2 separate regions of the Mus musculus genome follow, and region 1 is linked to region 2. A link is a contact called in ENCODE Hi-C or POLR2A ChIA-PET data. All regions are on one chromosome and are shown on one strand. The core of a region is the stretch at or near the end of the contact, and the rest is flanking DNA. Distances in the headings are between cores, read along the strand shown.

What was found. Hi-C counts contacts between places; a loop is a spot of excess contacts on that map. ChIA-PET counts read pairs that join two places held with the same protein, here RNA polymerase II (POLR2A).
Region 1: a loop to region 2 is called in a map of T-helper 17 cell, with 2.8 times the contacts of the local background. The contact joins the promoter of Suclg1 here to the promoter of Tmsb10 in region 2. A Hi-C loop is called at or near these places in 3 of 37 maps with a recorded cell type or tissue (T-helper 17 cell, adrenal gland and left cerebral cortex). POLR2A ChIA-PET finds 5 or more read pairs at or near these places in 2 of 5 experiments (both embryonic stem cell).

The regions. Positions count from the first base shown.
Region 1 is chr6:73,247,120-73,252,188 of GRCm38, reverse strand. It overlaps Suclg1 (succinate-CoA ligase, GDP-forming, alpha subunit), which reads right to left and starts at 3,684. Exons shown (of 9, transcript NM_019879.3): 1 at 3,436-3,684. The coding sequence starts at 3,532. Gm38834 (a long non-coding RNA gene) reads right to left here and starts at 3,426. Exons shown (of 2, transcript XR_869182.3): 1 at 2,806-3,426.
Region 2 is chr6:72,955,030-72,960,095 of GRCm38, reverse strand. It overlaps Tmsb10 (thymosin, beta 10), which reads left to right and starts at 1,613. Exons shown (of 3, transcript NM_025284.4): 1 at 1,613-1,759; 2 at 2,072-2,183; 3 at 2,444-2,749. The coding sequence starts at 2,084. The coding sequence ends at 2,478.

The DNA.
Region 1 (5,069 bases), core at 2,435-4,934, 290 kb before region 2:
TGGAATATTTTAATTGTAAAAGGAACTGTTACATAGTAGACCTACAATACATGGGAGTATCTCAGCAGCTCCTTACCCTAAATACCAATCAGCTATTCAAACATAAAACTATATATTCACTTATACTAATGATGCATTCAATACTATTGGCTCAATTGATCACAAGCACCATGTTTTGTAAAATGTAAAGCACTCTTGTTTTTTAAGCACTAAGTGTAAAAATTATGTGTACAATGTTTTATAATGTATCACCAAGGAGAAGATATTCAGATTTTAGAAATATTATTAAGTAAAAACTTAATAAATTGGTCAAACACAACAAAATACCTGTCCTGTGGCAAACTCTAAATTATTCCTACACTAATCATTTTAAACTTCAGTGTTTCTATGAAGCAACTTTGAGGCCAGAAAAATCAAGTCACTTTCTCAGGGCTCCAGCAACGCATTTGGATTCAGGCTTCCATTTCTGAGATAAAGGTTGAGTTCCTAGATGCAAACAGCAACAGAGACTAGAAAGGGAACGATCACTGTGGAGTGTCCTTTTCCACACACTTCCAAGAGCTTCCCTGAGTCTGCAAATAAGCCTGTGGAACTTGGCAAGGGCGGGAGAGAGGCAAGCAGCAGCTCCGAGCAGGGGAGACGCTTCCTCCACGGATCCCTGAGAGTCCAAAGGTCCTGCTCCTCATATGGAAGTCCAAGCTTCCCAAGGCGCGCACGTGAAAAGACACTGCACGCACCAGCAGACCTGGTTTCCGGGACTCCGTGGACACCACCTGGGAAATTTTCTGGCTTTGTTTCCTCATTTGCCAAACCAAACAGCAGAACTAACTGGATTGTAAGATCAACTTTCTGACATCAAAATATCCTAATTCTAAGATCAAAATAATACCTGCTCTTATTAATTATTCAGAAAGATGTGATTTATAGTACCTCCTGGTTGATAGTTTTAAAGACTCTAGCAAACTTTAGGTTTCTTTTCAAACTTCATTTTAATCTCAGTGATGCTTGTAAAGTTCTTACATATTCTCGTCAAAATCATCCTCATTTCCATATCCTCCCCACATCAACAAGATTGTCCCTTGCTCTCCTAAGCCATTAAATGTGTGTGAGGGGTCGAGGGCAGCTTAGCAGTCTCTTAGTTGCCCTTCAATAGAGCCCTGTAGCACCTAGGGCTGTTTGTCTTTTTATCTCTTTTAACTCAAATCAACACTGCAAAACTTGGGACCTCAACACATTATGTGCCATCAGCTAAAATTTAAGAACAGGGTGGAGGTGGGATTCCTATCATCTTATTTTAACCTAAAAGCCTAAATAATTTGTAACAAGAAAAAGGAGAAGAGGAAGAGGAGGAGGAAGAATAAGAGGAAAAGAAAGAGGAGGAAGATGAAGAGGAAGAAGAGAAGGAGGAGGAAGAGGAGGAAGAGGAGGAGGAAGAGGAGAAAGAAGAGGAGGAAGAGAAGGAGGAGAAAACAGTAGCAGCACTAACTTGTGAGACAACATGGCCACTGCAGTGGCTTGGAAATATTGCAGGTGTGAGAGAATTCCAAGGTCTGCCAACTAAGAGGTTTTTAAACATTAGTCACTTGTAACCTTAATACTAATACTACTAATACAAAAATATCCTAGTTTAGATCTTAGATCCCTCAGAGTTTTAACAGCATGCCTCCAGCAACAGAAAGCTAAATCTCTTCTAGGCCTTCAGTCTTGCAGTCTAGGATGAAAGACGTTCAGTTCTGTGGGGTGAGGGTTGCTAAGGATGAATTTAAGGAACCAAATCACCTAGACATTCCTCTTCTGGAAACACCTCTATTAACACAGCAGACCTTCTGGATGGAGGCTGGGTCTTGGACCAGAAAGACCTCAGCAGAGAGAGACATTGGTGCATAGGTGAGTGTTCCAGAAAACTAGCTAATGTGCACATCTGGTGTTCCACATCTTAACCCACAAACGATTCCAAATAAGCTGGCTTAGGCCATACCCAACACACAAGTGTTCAAACTCTACCAGCCACAGCACTTACTGGCACAACTAATGCCTTCCTTCCCTTCTATTTGGAGCACATTGAGGTATCCTTTTAATCAGTCAAGAAGGTGCTCCAGAAAACGTTCCCAAATACACTCAACTCTTTCACATTTGGCAAAGTTACCAAGTCGGACCTCTGTCCTCAAATGACCTGGCAATGAGGTACAGCTACTGGGTGCACACTTATCCTTGAACACTTTTAGGATACCCAAGAAAGAAACTAAGTCTCACCTACTATCTGATGCGAGAGGAAACAAGATGTCACAAAGAAAAGAGTGTTACATGAGTGTCTATTTCTGAGCAGTAAACTGACTCACTTATTCTACACAATGAAACCAAACCACTCATTACTTCTTAACATCTCCTAGATCTGGATAAACCTGACAACCAATCACTCATCACAGTTTTAATCGGCAATCATTTCTCCTGTTAGTGATAGGCAGGACAATGCTCTGCTTCACAAACCAAGCTATTACTTGAGAGATGTTTGTTTGTTTGTTTGTTTAGTAGGCTTTTGTTTGTTTCATTTCGTTTTGTTTTCAAGACAGGGTTTCTCTGTGTAACAGCTGTGGCTCTCTTGGGACTCATTTTGTAGACCAGGCTGGCCTCGAACTCACAAAGACCCGCATACCTGCCTCTGCCTCCCAAATGCAGGAATTAAATGTGTGGGCCACCACATCCATCGAGAAATCACTTTTTAAAAAAAGACTATTATACACATACGAATGATTGGCCAGACTTCAAAAACGACATGACCGGTTCCCAAGCTGTTTCCTATCGTACCTAACACAGAGACTTTGAACGCAGCACTACTTTTCAAGAGTCAGCATTGCAGGATAGCAACCCTGGGAGATTGGTTCTCAGAAACTGAGGTGTTCATTGGAGTCTCGTAAAGAGCGACACATCATTGGTCAGCTTCCAAGCTCCTACGGGGCCACGTTGACTCTGGGTGCAGAAACCACCTTTCCGTTGGCCCTACCACTTCAACAGAACGGTCAACTCCAAGTGCAGAATCTTTCGGGACAAATTACAACCTCTTCAACCCGGGGGCTCACACTCCCAGCAGAGTTCATCCTGGACCTCTTTAGCCTTGGCTCCAAGTAAGGGCCAGCCCAGAGGCCACCTCCACCTCACCCCCCCCCCCCCGCCTCCACACACACACACCCCGTCACCGAGGGAACTAGGATATTGTTGCCGTGTCTGCAGGGCGCCCTGCGAAGTGCATCGGCCGATCCACGACCCCATCGGACAAAGCCCCCTCCACCCCCGAGGTCTGCCACTGGCGTTTGGACCGGTGGCTCCCTCGCCCCTTCCGAGGGCCCGCCCGGAAGAGCCCGGACACCGCCGGGGCCAGAATCAGGAACCCGAGGTCTACGCAAGCATGGAGGACAGAGCCGGGCCGGCACGACTCACGGAGGAAGGTGCGCGACAACAGGCGGGCGGCGGCGAGGCCGCTGCTGCTGGAGACCATGGTTGCAGTGGCAGCCGCAGCAACTACTGTTGCGGTCATCCCCCAATGACACTCTCAGGACCCCGGGACCTTGGCATGGGCTCAGGCTCGCGCAGAAAGGTGTCTAGAGGAGTAGCCTGAATATCTTACGCTCCTCGGAGTCTCTTCTCAAACAGTGAACGTTACAAGTGGAAAAGAACAAGAAGGATGACGTTTGAAAAGCAAACAATAGCTCTGTTCTTTAGTAGATGTGGGCTTGGGTAACCATAAACATAACGGCAATGTGTGGGACAGCCCATGAGAGGCCCGGCCGGCGCGTGGTGTTGTGGGAAATGTATTTTTTTTCCGAGTAAGCAGCGTGCTGAAAGGGAAGGGGTTGGAAGCGATTTAAACTCCGGCGTGGGCGCCCAGGAAAAGCCGTGACAAACGCTGAGGGGAGGCGCCGGCAGCAATGCTATGTGCCAGACCGTGATCCTGCACTTTGTTTTTTTCTGACCTGTTACAGAGAAGATTGTACTCCTCTTGTCCTCCCTGTACGGTTCCGGAAATTATCCGCACTAGTGGCCGGCAAAAGAAAAAAGGAAAAGTGACCAAATACTTAAAATTAAAAAGCCCCTTAGCTGACAGTTTCCTGAAGCAGGAATCTCTTTATTAAACAAACTGGCGCACTGCCTTCGACTAATGCTAATTATTTACTAATGCTAATTATGCCTCTTTCTAAAATCCTAAGGACTACAACTCGAGATCAAATAGGATTTGTGCCCAATTGGAACAAATTATTCACTCCACTCTTTTAAAACCTTAGCAAGTCCTTGAGCCAAAGCACCACGTTTCTTGTCTAAAACCGCGTTCCTAAGATTCCTTATCAGTATAATCAATAAAGTTATTTTAGCTCAGTAAGGTCGTCATTATAATTCGCACCATTCTCATGTGTACTTGTCTTGTAGATCCTGCCCTTGTGGTAAAGTTAAATATCAGTGCTTTCCAAATAGGTCCAGTGTGAACATTTTTTTAAAGATTTATTTATTTACTTATTATGTACAGTGTTCTGTCTGCAGTATGTCTGTGAGCCAGAAGAGGGCACCAGATCTCATTACACTTGGTTGTGAGCCACCATGTGGTGGCTGGGAATTGAACTCATGGACCTCTGAAAGAACAACCAGTGTTCTTAACCTCTGAGCCATCTCTCCAGCCCGCGAACAATGGTTTTAAGGAGGAAATTTTTCACTGAATCTTTACTTAATAATTAAGCATTTTGTTTCATTTATTTAACAAAATGTGTAATACATAGTATATATAACATATAGTATAGATTGTAAATATGTGTGTGTGTACACTATATTGACAACATTATGCTGATTGGACCAAGTGAGTAGTGGATAGCAGCCAGTTTGAATTCATGGGTAACACGTAAATTCAACCAAAATTCAAGAACCTTCTAACTCAGTGAAATTCTTAGGAGTGCAGTGGTTTGGGGCATGCAGAGCTATCCTTCTATTGTAAAGTTATTGTGTCTGGCCCCTCCCACTGGAAAGAAGCACGGTGTTTACTGAGCCTGTTTGGATTTTGGATGCAGCACCCTCTTCACTTGGGTGTG
Region 2 (5,066 bases), core at 364-2,863:
GCATCCAGCACGGAATCCAGAGATACTATCTCTGGATGTCTGGATAGTTTTATGTTCAAGCTTAGCAGATCCTTCAACAAGTAGAGACTGTTTCAATCTGCCCAGCCCTGCTTTCGGTTTCCCAGATTTCCTGGACTTTGGGTAAGAGCATGTGACTACATTCTAGGCCAAGGAAATGAAGACAGAAGTGATGGAAGCGACTTCTGAATCTGAGGCTAAATTCTAGTGTGACTTTTCATCCTCCTTTCTTTCCTGGTCCACTGCCTGGATATAGAAGATGGAGGGGTCCAGAATAACAAGAGAAAGGGGGCCTGAATACCAGTCACTATGCAATAAAAAGCACAAAGCCAGGCATGATAACACAGGCTTTTAGGCCTAACATTCAAGAAACAGGCCAATCTCTATGAGTTCAAATCCAGGCTGATCTACATACTGAGATCCATAAACATATGGCTACATAAACAGGTGACGCCCTTTCTAAAGAAAATAATTTTTTAAAAAGGAGACTAGTACAGAAATCACAGGATTGTGTTACATAAGAAACAACTTTCTTTAAAAGATTTATTTTTATTTTATGTGCATGAGTGTTTTATGCACACCAAACTCATACCTGGTGCCCAAGCAGGCCAGAAGAGGATGCCAAGTCTCCTAAAACTAGAGCTACAGATGCTTGTAAGCCACCGTGTGGGTGAGCCCCACGTGGATGAGACAACTCTCTACAACCCCCACCCCCACTAAACTGTTATTACTTCAAGCAAAGATATTTTGCTCTTTGTCTGTCTATCTGAACCATGAAGTTTGCCGTTCAGGAAATGTTTCTCCTCTTTTTCTTCTATCAGTAGAATATGCTCTATATTCAACACAGGAAAAGGGATGGGAGTGGGGATGGATGGCGTTTCAGCCCTGGGTGATATAATAGAACTCACTGTCCATGGGGGTTGTAGGAGCTGAAGAGGTAACTTTTTCAGGAGTGCAGTATCCCACTCCTGGAATGGGTTAACAAGAAAAAGCAAGGTTTGCAGGCACAGGAGCTTTTTCCCCTCTTTTTCCTTCTAAAAACCACATTGAAGGTTAACTGAAGGAGAAAAACCGCACCCTCCAGTACAGTGTTTCTAAAAGGCCACTGAGAAAAGGAACAGCGGAGCCCTCCCGGGAGTCCTAGCTCCCACCTCCGCCCTTAGACAATGCCTGAAAACAGCTTGTTTTAAGAAGCACCAACCACAAGAAAATAGAAAGAAGGAGACTCTGGAGAGCAAACGCAAGAGACTTGAGGCGACGCGGGTGGGGTGTCTCCCGCGAGCAGGGCTGCAGCAGAGCGCGCGTGCTCGCCCGCACACCCACAACCCTACACCACACATACATTCAACAAAACCCCAAGTCCTTCCCCGCTGCCCCCCCCCCCACGCCCTTCCCGCGGGGTGAGCAGCAGGCTCCTGGGTACTAGGAAAAGGAGATATATCAAGAAAAGAGACCACCGGGAGCTGGTGCCTGCCACCCTCCACGCGGGATCGCAACGGGTTAGGAACGCGGGCCGAGAAGGGCGGAGCCCCAGGCAGCCTGGAGATGCTGAGCGCCCCCCAGCCCCCGCGCGCGCTGGCCACGCCCTCCGCGCGGGCTGGCCACGCCCTCGTTGCGGCGGGCGAGAGGCGGGGCGGGGCGCGGTGTATATAAGACGAGGGGCGGGCGCCGCTCTTTTGTCTCTTGCTGCAGCAACGAGAGTGGGAGCACCTGGAGCGCGAGCTCGGAAGGAGAATCCACGGTAAGGCACAGCGCCGGCCTTGGGGCCTACCCTGGGTGGGGTCGGGCCAGTTTATGGCTGGCGGGCGCGTTCCCCTTCGGTTGCAACAGGCGACCCGGCGGTTTGGAATCTTCTGGGGCTAGCAGGCCACGCCCTGGGGCTTCGGAGGGAGGGTGTGGTGGACGAGTCTAGGATCCTCGGCCTCCGGGCTGCGGGAACGCCCAGGACTGGGAATGCCACGTTGAGAGGCGTTCGCGGAAGGCGCGGGATCCAGGACGCGCTGGTCACCCCCAAGCCCCTGGCCACCCATTATCACCTTGTTTCGCCCATCAGAGTTGTAAGAAAATGGCAGACAAGCCGGACATGGGGGAAATCGCCAGCTTCGATAAGGCCAAGCTGAAGAAAACCGAGACGCAGGAGAAGAACACCCTGCCGACCAAAGAGAGTAAGTGTGCCCCGGGTTCCCACCCCAGCGCTCCTCCCTTCCCTGCTGTGCCAGCCCGGCACCCCCACCCCCATCCGGCCACTATCTTCCCACCCCGAATCTAAGGCCACAGCCACCCTTCCAGTCACACAAAGCACTTTGTCTCTTCCAAACCCCTTCTCTGTCCGCAGGCCTCGTGGGTGCCTCACCCACACCAGGTTTGTGGGTTGGGTATGGGGGGCTGTAAGGTAGCTCCAATGACCACATCCCTCCCTTCGCAGCCATTGAACAGGAAAAGAGGAGTGAAATCTCCTAAAAGCCTAGGAAGATTTCCCCACCCCACCCCACCCCGCCCCATCATCTCCAAGACCCCCTCGTGATGTGGAGGAAGAGCCACCTGCAAGATGGACGCGAGCCACAAGCTGCACTGTGAAACCCGGGCACTCCGAGCCGATGCCACCGGCCCGCGGGTCTCTGAAGGGGACCCCTCCACTAATCGGACTGCCAAATTTCACCGGTTTGCCCTGGGATATTATAGAAAATTATTTGTATGATTGATGAAAATAAAAACACCTCGTGGCATGGTTGGCGTGGTCTGAATTTTTTAGTTGAGTATGCGTGGGCAGAGCGGTCTGGGAGTGAGTTGTGCCGCAGGGAGAGAGGAGGGGACGTGGTAGAATGGGTGAGGAGGATGTATCGTTTTTATTTTTGTTTTACGTGCTTCTCGACATGCGGTTTCCTGGGTTCTCAGTTGCTTCGCCCTTAATGCGATCCATGTCAATTTTAACCCCATTTTGAAAAATGCTGTCCAAAAGATTAAGCTTTGCTTTTGATCGGCTCTTCAAATCCTACCTTTTCTTCTGCCCTCTTAACCTTTCACGCACACCAGAAGCAGTGATTTGTTAAAGTCTGAGAGGAAAGGATGCAAAGAATCATTCAGGAATGTGGGAAATTGGGCGAGGTCGGGGTCCATCCCTCAGACACAAACACACGAGGTTTTCTATTGGGTGTTAACAGAATGAGGTGAAATAAAAACAAAGGCCAGATAAAACCGCATTATATCACAACTTGCGGAACATCTTCAGAACTGCAGCCACGGAGATCAGCCTAGTTTTTTGTCTCTGAACCTTATGCGAATGCGTTAGCCATTATAGAGGGAGCATAGGCTGAGCTGCCTCCCAGACAGATCCTCTGAGGGTGGAAGAGAGCAGCGGGTGCGTGCGTTGTGGCGGCAGAACTGAAGGAGGTCACACCCTTTCATGACCCACAGGGAAGGGGTGGGACCAGCACAGTGGGGCTAATGGAGGAGGAGCCCAAGGGTATTGGGCACTGAAGCAGGCTTATGATTACAGGGGTAGCCTTTTCCTGTAGGAGGGGAGGGAGGGAAACAATTGGATAGGGTTTGCCCCACATTTTTGCCTTACCCCCAAGGGACTGGATAAATAGATGAGGGCAGTTAGTTCAAATGAGCTGTATCCTCCTGGTCACAAGAAATTTAAAACCTAGTAGTGAGACCGGCAGTCAGGGCAGATCAGCGGACAGACAGGTTGGGGAGCCAATGCCTGGTTTACATAACAGATCAACTCCAGCTGGTACCTGGAGGCCTCCATCACCTCTGAATAGGGAAGGGCTCTTTTTCTCTGCTGTTAGTGATTCCCACAGATGTAGCTTTTGTAGTGACCCAGGGTAGGATGGGGCTGAATTAAGTCCCAATGCTTGAGTAAGAAGTCTCTAGCTAATGCTCCTGTAAGTGGGCCTCATAAGCTCATTAGTTTACAAGAAAGAAGAGAGAAAAGCCTACTGAATCTTCACTGGCCTCCTCTCAGGTCATGCTAAAGCCAAGCAGCTCCCATGCTTCCCTTCCCCCACGGGCTTCCCTTCCCCCACGGGCTTGACGCTTTAATTGACAGGGCCTGAGCATGATGAACCTCATCATGGTTTGAAGAAGCCAAACATCATTTCCCTCCCTGGGCCCAGTTCAGGGTAGGAAGGAAATACTGTTGATTGACAATGAAGGTAATGAGGGAAGGCTGCCCAGTAACTAAGTGGCGGCTACGTTAGGCAGCATTGTCTCTAGAAGAAACACCTGTGAGATGGAAATAGACACGATTTCTTTTGTCTTAGCAGTTCCAGTGTGTAGTCTACTGACCCTGCTTTGGATCTGGGGTCAGGCAGTACAGAGTGGAGATGCAAAGCAAAGCAAAGCACCGGAAGACGTGGCCAGGAAGCAAAAGAGGAAGAGGAAGGGGTAGGGGTCCCACAGTACACCTTCCACTTGGCCCCAGCTCTTAAAGGTCCCACCACCTCTCAACAGTGCCTCCTGAGGAACCAGCCTTCATCACATAGGCCCTTGAGGATCATCTCAAGATCCAAATTATAGGAAGAACCATGCATAAATTAGGAAGCCAGGTGTGGAGGTGCATGCCTGTAATCTCAGCACTTGGGAGATGATGTTTAGAGGATTTAGAGTTTGAGGTCATCTTCAGCTATCCAGTGGATTCAAGATCTCCTGGGCTACTTGAGACCCTGTCTCAAAACATATGCATGCACACACAAGTGTGTGTGCGTGCGCACACGCACACACACACACAGTGGGATGCTTATTTCTGCAAAATTTAGAGGCCATGTATTTGGTGAGCTTAACACAGCCCTTCTGAGTGCCCAAAAGTCCCTAACACTGTACTGAGTGTACAGTTTTGTGCCACTAACTGCAAAACGCTCCATGAAAAAAAAAACGCTAGAGACACAAAGCCGTCCTCCTGTGGGAAAGCAGACAAAGAAGTTAGCTGTGAGGGTGGCTGCCTTGGTGAAAGAGGAAGCATTTGATTGAAGACAAGAAGTGAGACCACTGAGTGGGGCTTGTTCAACGGAAGGCTCCTCCTCCTGTTGACACCAGAATGTATT